Regions from separate parts of the Homo sapiens genome. Here region 2 is linked to region 1. Evidence: read pairs that join two places in POLR2A ChIA-PET (ENCODE). Cell type or tissue: PC-9. All regions are shown on one strand.

Region 1 (2,500 bases):
CAAAGGTGGGAGACGGGTTGAAGGAACAACTGGGGGCAGGGAGGGAAACCAGAGATGAGCAGCAGCAGGAAGTCACTTCCCCCGCTAGGCCTGAAGGGTAGAGGGAGCAAGTGGTGTTACCAGAATCCACAGCTAGGGACACCAGGCAGGAGCTGGTATCACAGAGTTAGAGGCTGCTCTGTGGGAGCTAAAAACCCAGAATAGCACTTTGGGAGGCCGAGGCAGCAGATCGCTTGAGTCCAGGAGTTTGAGACCAGCCTAGGCAATATGGTGAAACCACATGTCTATGAAAAAAAAAATAATAATAGTAACAAAAAATTAGCTGGGCATGGTGGCACACGCCTGTAGTCCCAGCTACTTGGGACACTGAGGTGGGAGAATCACTTGAGTCTGTGCGGCAGAGGTTGCAGTCAGCTATGATCATGCCACTGCACTCCAATCTGGGTGACAGAGTGAGACTTTGTCTTAAAAAAATAAAACACACATGGCTGGGCGTGGTGGCTCACGTCTGTAATCCCAGCACTTTGGGAGGCCAAGGCGGGTGGATCACATGAGGTCAGGAGTTCGAGACTGGCCTGATCTGCATAGCGAAACCCCACCTCTACTAAAAATACAAAAATTAGCCAGGCGTGGTGGCAGGCACCTGTAATCCCAGCTACTCGGGAGGCTGAGGCAGGAGAATCGCTTGAACCTCACAGGCGGAGATTGCAGTGAGCCGAGATCGTGCCACTGCCCTCCAGCCTGGGCGACAGAGCAAGACTCCGTCTGAAAAAAAAAAAAAATTAAAACACACACACGCACACATGGGCGACACAACCACCACCAAGGGAATACCAGAAGCAGAGAGAGGGTGAAATACCCTGGCTTCTCCCTTTCTCCCCGCTACCTGCCAGTCTCCCATAAGGGCCTACCTCCCATTGGCAAATCCCAAGAGGAAACCACTAGGAAAGGGAGCCTGGGAAATGTAGTTTTCAGGGGCCGGCCCACTGTGATACATAGTGGAGCAGGAGAAGCTCTAGAATGAGGCATACCTGGCTGAATCATTTACCAGCTATGCGATCTCAGGCAAATGACTTTCCCTCTCTGAGCCTCCCACCTGTCATCTGGAAAAAAGGACCCTAATGTCCCCACCTTCCAAAGCTGTTTTGAGGCAAAGCACTTCATGCTGAGGGTGGCAAGTAGGACATGCTTGTTAATGTGGAGTAGGACTATATTATTTCCATTATCAGAGAGGGCAGGAGCCATTTCAGGGTTACACAGCACAGGAAGTCCAGGGCTAAGTTCTTCACACACAGGGAAGGAGAAGCATAGGGCATTCAGATTGGGGCTGGTGGTGAATAGAGAATGATCCTTTCTGAATTACAGGGCTTAAAAGCTTGGGCTATGAAGTCATTACCCACTCATTCGTTCATTATGGAGCACCTCCTGTGTACCAGGTTATTTTGTTTGTTTTGCTCTGTTTTGTTTTGTTTTGAGGAGGAGTCTCACTCTGCTGTCCAGGCTGGAGTGCAGTGGCATGACCTCAGCTAACTACTACCTCTGCCTCCCAGGTTCAAGCGATTCTTCTGCCTCAGCCTCCTGAGTAACTGGGACTACAGGTGTGCGCCACCACGCCCAGCTAATTTTTGTGTTTTTAGTAGAGACGGGGTTTCACCATGTTGGCCAGGATGGTCTCTATCTCTTGACCTCATGATCCACCTGCCTCGGCATCCCAAAGTGCTGGGATTACAGGTGTGAGCCACCACACCCAGCCTACGTTTTTTGTTTTTTGAGACAGAGTCTTGCTCGTTGCCCATGCTGGAGAGCAGTGGCAGGATCACAGCTCACTGTAGTCTCAACCTCTGAGGCTCAAGCGATCCTCCCCACTCAGCCTCCCACTGGTTATAGTCTTGGCCTGGGTCTGAATCTCAGCCGTGCAACCTTGGGCAAGTCATTTTGCCTCTGTGAGCCACAGTGTCCTGAACTGTTAAATGGGATGATACTTGTTTGGGTCCCCAGGGCAGGTAGGGAAGTGCTGGGAAGCAGCCTGGGCAGTTGTGAGCAGGTGGACCCTGGAGCCAGACTGCCCGGGTTTGAGATCTGCCTCTTCCACCTCCAAGCTGTGTGTTCCCTTAGGCAGACTCCTAACCTTTTTGTGCCTTGCTTTCTTCATCTTTAAAATAGAGATAGGCCAGGGACAGTGGCTCATGCCTGTAATCCCAGTGCTTTGGGAGGCCGAGGTGGGAGGATCACTTGAGGCTGGGAGTTTGAGACCAGCCTGGACAACATAGCAAGACTCCCTCTCAAAAAATTGGCTGGGCATGGTGGCTCACACTTGAAATCCTAGCACTTTGGGAGGCCAAGGCAGGCAGATCACTTGAGGTGGGGAGTTTGAGACCAGCCTGGCCAACATGGTGAAACCCCGTTTCTACTAAAAATACAAAAATTAGCTGGGCATGGTGGTGCATGCCTGTAATCCCAGCTACTCGGGAGGCTGAGGTACGAGAATCTCTTGAACTGG
Region 2 (2,500 bases), 470 kb before region 1:
AGACAAAAATGGAGATTCATAAATAGAGACAGCTGGCCAGCTAAGTGAGATAGAAGCTGAGAGAGGCGAAGAGAGAGGGACTTCAAGGATGCAAGAAGAGAGAGGAATTGCATGGTGACCCGACCAAGGCCAGGTTTTGGGGGATGGGCCAGCAGTGAAGGGGGGGGCCTCCGAACCACCAGTCTGTCTCTGTAGAGGGGGGCATTCTCGGGGCAGACCCCAGCCTTGGGGGTGACTGGGTCCCCCTGGCCCCACAGGTCAGTGACGCGGAGTTATTACCGAGGGGCGGCTGGAGCCCTGCTGGTGTACGACATCACCAGGTGGGTGCCCGGGGTGGGTGGGGTAGGGCATGGGTGGTTCCTCTCCTGCACTGCCTCCCTCCCTTCTCCCTTCTCCACAGCCGGGAGACATACAACTCACTGGCTGCCTGGCTGACGGATGCCCGCACCCTGGCCAGCCCCAACATCGTGGTCATCCTCTGTGGCAACAAGAAGGACCTGGACCCTGAGCGGGAGGTCACTTTCCTGGAGGCCTCCCGCTTTGCCCAGGAGAATGGTGAGGGCTGTGTCGTGGACCAGGTGGTGGTGGGGGTGGACAGTCCACAGGGACCATGGGTTTACTGGCTCTCAGTGGCTGTACCCAGCAGGGGAACGTGGAGGTTCAGAAGTCTGGGTTCAAATTTGAGTGTTGGCTGGGTGTAGTGGCTCACACCTGTAATCCCAGCAGTTTGGGAGGCCAAGGTGGGAGGACTGCTTGAGCCCAGGAGTTTGAGACCAGCCTGGACAACACAGTGAGATCCTATCTCTATAAAAAATTTAAAAAATTAGCTGGGTGTGGTGGCTCATGGCTGTAGTCCCAGCTACAGTGGAGGCTGAGGCAGGAGGATCACCTGAGCCTGAGAGTTTAAGACTGCAGTGAGCTGTGATCACGCCATTGTACTCCAGTCTGGGAGACAGAGCAAGACACTGTCTCCAAAAACAACAACAACAACAAAACAACAACAAAACTAAGTGTTGCCATCAGTGAGCTATGTGATTACACTGGTTCTCAGTTTCTTCATCTGGAAAGTGGGATCACAGTGTTTCTGCCCCACAGTGTGCTGTGATGATTAAGGGAGATTGTGGAAAGTCCTTAGCACCCGCCACAGAGTGGGTGCTAGATTAATGTTGGCCGCTAAGGTTTCGCCTACCGTCAGGAGGCCGCACAGGGTATTGGTTTTTTAAATTAATTATTTTATTTATTTTTTCCTCCTACCGCACCTTCCTGGGTATTGGTTTAATGTAGAGATTGCAACCCTAGATGGCCCTAGGTGAAAGGCACTTTTTTTTTTTTTTTTCTGAGACGGAGTCTTGTTCTGTTGCCCAGGCTGGAGTATAGTGGCGCAATCTCGGCTCACTGCAACTTCTGCCTCAGCCTCCCGAGTAGCTGGGACTACAGGTGTGCGCCACAACGCCTGGCTAATTTTTATATTTTTAGTAGAGACGGGGTTTCACCATATTGGCCAGGCTGATCTCGAACTCCTGACCTTGTGATCCGACTGCCTCGGCCTCCCAAAGTACTGGGATTACAGGCGTGAGACACTGCGCCCGGTGAAAGGCACATTTTTGAATACAGGAGATGGGATGGGGTAGATCCTTGAGTAACAGGTACTGGTGTTAAGGGGAGTGCAGCATACTGACAACCCACACCAAAAGGTTTGCAAGGGCCAACCACAATGGCTCACACCTGTAATCCCAGCATTTTGGGAGGCCAAGGTAGGAGCATCACTTGAGATCAGGAGTTTTAGACCAGCCTGTGTAACAGAGTGAGACCCTGCCTCTACAAAAAAAAAAAAAAAAAAAAAGCCTGGGTGTGGTGGTATGTGCCTGTGGTCTGGGGTACTCAGGAGGTTGAGGCAGGAGGATCACTTGTGCCCAGAAGTTCGAGGCTGCAGTGATCTGCAATCACACCACTGCACTCCAGCCTGGGGGACAGAGAGAGACTTTGTCTCAAAGAAAAAAACAAAAAAGGTTTGCAAGTATAAACTCATTTGAAAACATTGTGTTGGCCAAACCACCCACATCTGGTGGCTTGAGATCTGCCTGTGTTCCCCTGTTTTGCAACCTCCAGGTTTAAAGGAGGTTTTGCCATCAGAGAGGTGTGGGTGTGAATTCAGCTCTGATTTTCTGACTGTGGGGCCTTGTCATGCTGCTGATGGGTAGACTCTGGTTGGCCTGTTCCTGTCCTAGATGGTGCTAGAGACACAGTGTTGGAGACAGCCCTAGGCCCAACCTTCATGGAGCTCACAGTTCAGTGGGTGAGGGTGGAAGGACAGACCCACTTCCAGACAGTGACACCTCAGGAAGGTCAGGGCTTGATGGTGAAGCACCGGGAGACAGGGGTCAGAGCCAGCAGGGGAGAGCCCCAGAGGGTCAGGGCCAGTACTGGGGGGGCAGGCAGAGGGATCGGGGTGGGATGGAGAACACAGGCAGAGGGGTCAGGGCTGGGATAGGGCAGGCAG

The links. Peaks named below come from ENCODE experiments on the same cell type or tissue, not always from the same donor. Only the 100,000 strongest peaks of a DNase experiment are listed, where the experiment ranks them.
Region 2: POLR2A ChIA-PET joins it to region 1 with 7 read pairs; 3 of 35 experiments call an interaction of 5 or more read pairs at or near these places.

Annotation. Positions count from the first base shown.
Region 1 is chr19:41,248,988-41,251,487 of GRCh38, forward strand. All of the region lies in intron 14 of AXL (AXL receptor tyrosine kinase), which reads left to right. Among named protein-coding and RNA genes, the nearest start is that of HNRNPUL1, 14 kb to the right of the region's middle. In PC-9, no CTCF peak of the experiment used is centred here; a DNase peak (open chromatin) is centred at 964.
Region 2 is chr19:40,783,521-40,786,020 of GRCh38, forward strand. RAB4B (RAB4B, member RAS oncogene family) reads left to right here. Exons shown (of 8, transcript NM_016154.5): 4 at 258-320; 5 at 401-555. It overlaps MIA-RAB4B (MIA-RAB4B readthrough (NMD candidate)), which reads left to right. Exons shown (of 10, transcript NR_037775.1): 6 at 258-320; 7 at 401-555. It overlaps RAB4B-EGLN2 (RAB4B-EGLN2 readthrough (NMD candidate)), which reads left to right. Exons shown (of 12, transcript NR_037791.1): 4 at 258-320; 5 at 401-555. Among named protein-coding and RNA genes, the nearest start is that of RAB4B, 6.5 kb to the left of the region's middle. In PC-9, no CTCF peak of the experiment used is centred here; no DNase peak of the experiment used is centred here.